Regions from separate parts of the Mus musculus genome. Here region 2 is linked to region 1. Evidence: chromatin loops called from intact Hi-C (ENCODE). Cell type or tissue: gastrocnemius. All regions are shown on one strand.

Region 1 (4,000 bases):
CTCATCTAGATCGTTGATATACTCTTTCATTGATGTAAGTCGATGCTGTCCCTGCAGTGAGACATTATATATGTAATTAAAGGGTAATTTAAAAGGCATCAGAAAGTCTTTTCAAGACTTTCAAGTTAACTGCTTTCTCCTTTATGTTTGGCTTGTGATAAGGAAAAAGAAAATTGAGTAAAAGTAGATTGCAATTGAATATTCTGATATGATGATTTAATAACATTTTATCCCTTTAGAACTTTACAGCTAAGTTAGATGTGTAGCTTCAGATAAACTTATTGTCTGTAGTGCTCAGAAAATAGCAGCTGTAGTGTAGAGATGCCAGCCTTGCGTGCGCCTTTAAGGTGTTTGGAGTGGAAAAGCTAAGAGTGGCTGCCGCTGTTTCCACATCCTTTTACAGAGTGCTGTGGAAATCTTCACAGACCATCGGTTATGTGTATTGGTGTGTGCTTGTATCAGAAAAGCATGAGACACATATCCCAGGGCTCTTTAGACTGTGGCATGTTTCCAAGACTTACCAGTACAGCCTCGTACCGCATACTAGCACACAGTGACATGTGGCATGCCTTTACAGCTATGAGGATATTTTCTCTTACCAGTATTATCTGGTAAGATTATAATTCTGACAGTTATCTGGAGAGTTAAGGAACATAGCATTGCTTCTTTTATAGCTTTATGATGTACACACATACATATATGTCAAACTAGATGTTAAAATATGAAGGTGGATGAGTAAAAGCAACTTCACCATATTGTCTTTCTTCTCTCACCTCCACACGGATGCTGTGTCACAAGCATGCTCATAGACACACACAAACACACAAATAATAATTTTAATCTAATTTTATCATTTTATTTATAGCACAAATTTTATCTATTCACAATTAAAGAATGTTGAACAACAACTCGATTGCCCTAAGTGAAAAAAAAAGAGTCCGTCACACATTGCCAAAAAGTGTACATATTCAATGTGGAGAAGTAATATAAAAAACATTTCTTCACATGAGGCCTGTCCTTAAAATAACATTTTAAGTTTAGCAAGCGTATTAGTCAGCGTTCTCAAAAGAAACAAACTGATTGGGACATTACAGTCTGGGTGGCCCAACACTGGCTGCCTTCACTAGAGTCTGAGGACTGGCAGTGCCCAGTCCCCTGGGCTAGAGTCTCAGCAGTGCTCCAGACAGTGCTCAAAGCCTGGAGGATTCCTGGGAACCCATGGTCTTCAGTCCACATTGGAAGGAAAAAAAAAGAATCTGGATTCTTACCTTAGTAAAGAATGTCAATGGCTGTGCTGGTGGCAGCCACAGCTAATGAACTCATAGAAAGATGCAAATATGGATAGATGAATGGTGCTCAACCTTCCTAATGCTGTGACCCTTTAATGCAGTTCCTCATATTGCGCTGACTCCCAGCCACAAAATTATGTTCTCTGCTACTTCATATTGCCATCTTGCTACTGTTATAAATCGCTGAGAACCGCTAGGGTAGATGAACGCACCAGTCTGACAAGAAGGCAAAGACATAAAACACAAAAGCCTTTCCCCTCAGACCTCCTTGGATCCCTGTTGCTGCCAGAAATCCCACCACATTCACAGGCAGTCTTTCCACTTCACTTACTGTAATCAAGAGAATTCCTCCCAGGTGCGCCCAGGCTCTGCCTCCAGCTCAGCTCCATACCCACTCAAGTTGTCAACAAGATCAAGCATCAGAGCCAGCAAAAGTCAGTTCAGAACAATTCTGCGCATCTAGCAAAATACTGCAACAATTTTAACACCGCTAGAATGTAAGACATTCGTCATCTCTTGTCTTGACAAGGCCTAGCGGCATAGCTCTTTGTTCTGTCGCCTGCAGAGGAACGCAAATGCTTACCCAGGTCCTGAGTGCTAGTCTTTGACAAAAATTATACATCTGAGGCTTTACGTAGATTGTACATGTAAGACTGCCCCTGGAAATGTAACAGTAGCAATAATCTTATAAGAAACGCTTGAATATGCATTATCTAGAAATATTTTATTTCTGTAACTGTGTCTTAACGTCAGTAGGCCTCAGTTCAACCAGATCTGTCCCCAAACAACACTGTCCCCAAACAACACTGTAATCCCTTTGAAATAGCTCGTGATTTGGGAACAGATGTCAAAATTCTCTATACATCTCTCAGTGCCATCAGAGAAACCACATAAGTCGTATCTGATGTGTCTAAGTTGCTGTATAGAGAATGGTTGCTAGGCCCTACTGTGTCCAGATTCTCCAAGTTCTTAAAAGGGCTACACCCAAGGAAGCAGTTACAGCATTACAGAGGCACTAGGCTTTTTCCCAGCAGGTGGCAGTGTTGTCAAAGGTTTTATCTCTGTAAGAAGTGACCCTCTTCTGGTTGAAAATGCCCCCACCTATTAAGAAAGCTGTTAATCCTGGGTCCCGTTTACGTGGCTTGCATGAATCCAAGTCCTCTCTTAAAGCATAGAGAGTTGTACATAAGGCAGGACCAAGCATTTGTCTTGTCGTCTACAAAGGCATCTACTTATACAATGCTCCTATAATTGCTGTTTCCAGTTTTAGACCAAGCCTTCCCTCTACGTCTGCAGTGGCCATGTGGTTTTGCAGGAAAAACGCATCCTGTCCCTTTTTAAAGTTTGGAGATCCAGTTTCCACACATTATGAAGGATACAAGTGAGTCCTTAGGAATTGAAGAGGAGTTGCCATACTGGGAAAGAAAAAGTAGTGGAGAGGGCTTCCCATGCCTTGTCTAAATACTTCTAAATGGTGGCTGTATCCTCCTTGCCTCCCAGACAAGGGAGTTTCCATTCTGTCTTGAATGGAAACTCAGGAGAGACCCCAAAAGAAAGAGTTGTGGTCCCGGGCACAACATAACACAAATAAATGATGGCCGTAGGGAAGTCTCTCACTTGGGACTGCTACATCACACAAAACAGGTCGCCCCAAAATAGGTGTGACAGCCTCAATCTGACACAGCAAATGAAGTGACCTCATCTCTTAGCTGCTTTTGATTTTTGCTACCTGTGAGTCTTTGGGGGTGGGGGGTTGAAGGATGAGTAAAACTTATTTTCTGTCATAGACTTTAGGAGAAAGCTCTTAGCAAAACCCATGTATCCCATACAAACGCTTGTAAATTAACAGAACTTTTACAAACCCAGTGAATGCTGTTTCGAATAAACAAAAAGACCTTTAGTGAAGGTTTTTATGCTTATTGTCTCTGTAAAACGTTTGCCTGAGGAGATACTCTTAGTGGTAGTTTACAGCATCTTAATGTTTTATGAACTAACTCGGAGCGCTGAATATATCATTTTAGTAAGTATTAAGAAGTTTAGAGTATCTAAATTTATAACATCAGGCAGTATAGATTTAGCAAGTCAATTCTACGAAGGGAGAGTTGAAATGAAATTGTATTTATGACCCAGCAAAGCAGAGGAAGTGCATCTGGCTGTACTTAAAGCTTTGTGAGAGGTCCTTTAGTCACTTGACTGTTTCCACATTAACATTTGAATCCTAAACAACCAGCAAACTCGGATTTGGCATCTCACTGCCTACATTTCCCTTAGGATGGACAGAGAGAACGCCCTTCACAAGAAGTGAAGATGCCAGAGCACAGCAACCTGTGAGTCTAAGATCTGGGTAAAAATGCCTACACATGGTGGGCATCCTGAGCCTATTAGATCTGGACTCACACAGACTGGGTCAGAGGGGTTGTTTTCTCTGTTAGATATGGAACGATGGAGGTGCGGTGGAAATAGAAGAAGGCAGGCAGGCATCTCCAGAAGCAGAATTATTCTTAAATCAGGCTACCATCCTTCCATGGAAGTGAGACCTTGTGCATACGGTGTGACGGTTTTGGGGTCTTACAGGATGGGTAAGGGGGAATGCTGGGGATGACAGTCCATCCGCAGGTCCCTTCCTCTGTGTCGGGAAGTGGTAGAGCCCTGCAGATTTGCCATATGGATCTTACCAGAAGCTTCCGTAGGCATTGTCAGTCAAGTACACC
Region 2 (4,000 bases), 140 kb after region 1:
CAGAAAGCTAGTATAATTCTTTTTTTTAAATAATTTTTCTAATATGTATAAGTGCTTCGCCTGCATGTATTTCCATGTACCACATGAGGACCTGGTTGTTCATGGAAGTCAGAACAGGATATTAAATCTGGTGGCACTTAAAGACAGTTGTGAACTACTGTGTGATTTATGGGGACCAAATGTGGCTCCTCTACAAGAGTAGCCAGTGCTGGGACTGGAGAGATGACTCAGCAGTTAAGAGCACTGACTGCCAGCTATTGGATGGATCACAGAGCCCCCAATGGAGGAGCTAGAGAAAGTACCCAAGGAGCTAAAGGGGTCTGCAACCCTATAGGTGGAACAACAATATGAACTAACCAGTACCCCCCAGAGCTCGTGTCTCTAGCTGCATATGTATCAGAAGAAGGCCTAGTCAGCCATCATTGGAAAGAGAGGCCCTTTGGTCTTGCAAACTTTATATGCCTCAGTACAGGGGAACACCAGGGCCAAGAAGTGGGAGTGGGTGGGTAGGGGAGTGGGGGGAAGGGTATGGGTGACTTTTGGGATAGCATTGAAAATGTAAATGAAGAAAATACCTAATAAAAATGAAATTAAAAAAAAGAGCACTGAATGCTCTTCCAGAAGTCCTGAGTTCAATTCCCAGCAACCACAAGGTGGCTCACAAACATCTGTAATGGGATCTGATGGCCCTCTTCTGGTGTGTCTGAAGACAGCTACAGTGTACTCATATACATAAAAATAAATAAATCTTAAAAAAAAAAAAAGAAAGAGTAGCCAGTGCTTTTAGCTGCTGAGCTGCAGAGGTTAGCCCTTGCTGTCTAGATAAGACAGACTCTAGGATAGCCTGATGTTCCTCGCTGAGCCACTCAGGCTGTATAGGGTTTATGGAGTCTCTGCCTCTGTTAGTTCCCACTGCTGCTACCACAAGTCACCAGAAGATGGGTAGTTTGAAGCAACTGCGAGTCATGCTCTCATTGTTTGGGACTTAGGCCGAGCTCTTATCAGTTTACTATTGTGTGAAGGGTCAGAGGTAAGGCAGGAATGGGTAGAGCACTTGCTGTGTAAGCAAAAAGAAATCTACCATATTGCCTACAGGATCTGGCCTTCTGAAAGGGTGGCTTTCAGATGTTCCAGATGGGAGTGGAGTAGGAAACTGTTTTAAATCATTTTTAAGTGAGTTGAGGCTATGTAGCCAAAGTTACTTAAGTTAATTTATTCCATTCCTATTCTTCTCCTACTCTTTTCTGTAGTCATCTTATCTATCTGATACTTATAAAAAATAAACATCCAGTTTCTTGCATTTCAGCTAATTGTTTAGTTAATTTTATTTATCAGATAGTAACATTTTAATGTGACTATAAAATCAAAACTTGTATTGAAAAGATGTAACACACTCACACCTTTAATCCCAGAGCTTCAGAGATAAAAGCAGGTGGATCTCTATGAGTTTGAGGTCAGCCTGGTCTACAAAGATGGTGTGGGGCCAGCCAGGGCTACATAGTAAGACTCTGTCTCCAAAAATAGTAAAGAAAAAGAAACAGAAAGAGGGAGGGATAGAGGAAAGAAAGAAAAGAGAGAAAAGAAGGAAGGAAAGAGAGAGAGAAGAAAGAAAGAGAGAGAGAAAGAAAGGAAGGAAGGAAGGAAGGAAGGAAGGAAGGAAGGAAGGAAGGAAGGAAGGAAGAAATTTAGAGAGGATGTTTCCTCTCTGCTCTACTCTATCCATTTCACCTCCTTGGGTGACCTTCTCACTAATTTCTGGCTCACTTTTCCTGTTTCTTTCCATAGGTGTTCCGAAATGTATGTATTTCTATCATCCTTCTTTTTATTTTCATAGAAGGTAACATACTGTCTACCTGTGGTTCTCAGCTGGGGACAGCCTTATCTCCTGGGGATATCTGTCCCCTTGGGGAGACTTGTAGACAATTTGTGATGCTGTTAGAGGAGATGCTACTGACATCTAGTGGATAGATGCCAGGTATACCACTAATCTTCCCCGAGCAGACCGCCCTAGGCGAGGACAGATCATCCGAAGCCCAGCGTGTCAGGCTGCCTTTGAGACATCCTGATCACAGGCTGCCTTTGCATTTTCCTTTTGAGCTGGCTGATGGCCACAGAACTCACTCTGTACTACTTCCTGGGTGCCTGCCTGATCACTGTAGTGCATCATAGTAGCTACAGACAACTGAATGAAGAATTCCCTCTGCCCAGTCCTTTCTCTTGGTTTTGAATTATCTTTTTTTTTCAAAGCTCACTATTGTTATTCAGTGTTTTCTACATATTTTTATTATGTTCACAATATGGTTCACAATAGATTTTTTATTATTCAATACAAAGATGTTTGTATGTTTGTAAAGGTAACATGATATTGTGAAAATCAAGTTTTTGAAAACACTACATACTCTGACTTCCTGCAACCCAGTGTAAGTTGAACTCCATTCTGTTTTTTTTATATTATCTTAGACTCCATTAAGTTTTTGTTAAAGTTGATTATGACTAATATAATTGCTGTTACAACCCATAGCTATTTCCCAAGACAATTTGTAAAATACTGAACTTCATACTTTAGCTGTTTTTATTTTCCAATAACAAGAAGTGAATTCTATTAGCTGTCTTAACACCGGAATTTGCACTGTAATGGGTACGCTTAGGCAAGTTTCCTTTGGGGGCGTACTTAGGAGCATATTCTCTGAGAAAATTCCCAGAAGTTAGTCAAAAAGCGAATGGCATGTCAAATTGCCACATTTCTACCAAGGAGTTCGGACTTTCAGCACTGTATGGGAACATCTGTTTTCCCCCATGGGCCAGTCAGCTGGTAGAATTATCAAGCTGTTGAACTTTTCGCTCTCTGATGAACAAGAACATTGATGTCATTTTAATTTACATTTTCTTATTAATACCTTGCCTTTCAGTTTGTTCACATAGCTGTCAAAACTCCAGGTTTTGTTTACTGCAAATAATTTTAGATGTTCAGAAACAATTGTAATCAAATATGTTTACATGAGTCAGGATCATGTAGATGAACAGAACTGATGGACAAAGATAGATAGATAGATAGATAGATAGATAGATAGATAGATAGATAGATAGATAGATAGATAAGAGATAGCTAAATGATAGATAAATAGATACATAAAGGTTAGATAAGAGATAGGCAGATGATAGATAAATACATAAATAAGAGAGAGATTGATAGATAAGAGATGATAGATGATAGATAAGAAATAAATAAGAGTTAGATAGAAAAATAGATAAGAGATAGCTATAGATATTGATTTAATTAAGAAAATGATTCAATTAAGAAAGATATACATATGTGTGTGTGTGTGTATATATATATGAGGTTTATTAGAGTGGTATACAGGCTGTGGTCCAGCTAGTCCAACAATGGCTGTCTACCAACAGAAAGTCCAATAATCCAGTTGTTGTTCAGTCTATAAGACTGGATGTCTCAGCTAGTCTTCAGTATATGCTGGAATCCCGAAGAAGTAGGCTCTCATAACAGTGAAGGATTGGACTTGCTAGTGAGGAGAGAACAAGGAGGCAAAGACAGCAAGCTCCCTCCTTCTCTGTCCTTTATATAGTCTGTTACCAGAAGGCTTAGCCCAAATTAAAGATGGATCTTCCCACCTCAAAAGATCAAGATTGAAAGTGTGTCTTCCCACTTCAAATGATTTAATCACGAAAGGAAGTTCCTCATTGCTGTACCCAGACCCTTGGGTTTTAGTTAGTTCCAGATTTAGTTAAGTTGACAACCAAGAATAGCCATCACAATGGCAAAACAAAATATTTTATCTATAGAAAATATCAAATGGTTTTTTTTTATAAAAAGCTTTTCTCCATGTATATCTCAGTATTTTTTTTTTTTGCACAAACCAGGTATTATTTTGAAGTCTGTCTAAGAAACATCACATAATTCTACAAATTGAGTGTTTAAAGTCAGTTGTGTTCCAGACATCAGAATGTCACCCTGGGAGAGCTGACATGACCTTCACACGTGTGC

What was found. A loop is a pair of places that touch in the nucleus more often than their neighbours do. Peaks named below come from ENCODE experiments on the same cell type or tissue, not always from the same donor. Only the 100,000 strongest peaks of a DNase experiment are listed, where the experiment ranks them.
Region 2: a loop joins it to region 1, with 2.0 times the contacts of the local background. A loop is called at or near these places in 13 of 42 quality-filtered maps.

The regions. Positions count from the first base shown.
Region 1 is chr15:91,302,957-91,306,956 of GRCm38, reverse strand. All of the region lies in intron 7 of Slc2a13 (solute carrier family 2 (facilitated glucose transporter), member 13), which reads left to right. Among named protein-coding and RNA genes, the nearest start is that of CN725425, 110 kb to the right of the region's middle. In gastrocnemius, a CTCF peak has its summit at 2,322 (motif pointing right); a DNase peak (open chromatin) is centred at 2,326.
Region 2 is chr15:91,163,214-91,167,213 of GRCm38, reverse strand. The region is part of intron 6 of Abcd2 (ATP-binding cassette, sub-family D (ALD), member 2); the gene reads left to right. Among named protein-coding and RNA genes, the nearest start is that of Abcd2, 27 kb to the left of the region's middle. In gastrocnemius, a CTCF peak has its summit at 1,968 (motif pointing left); a DNase peak (open chromatin) is centred at 2,002; H3K27ac peaks cover 505 bases.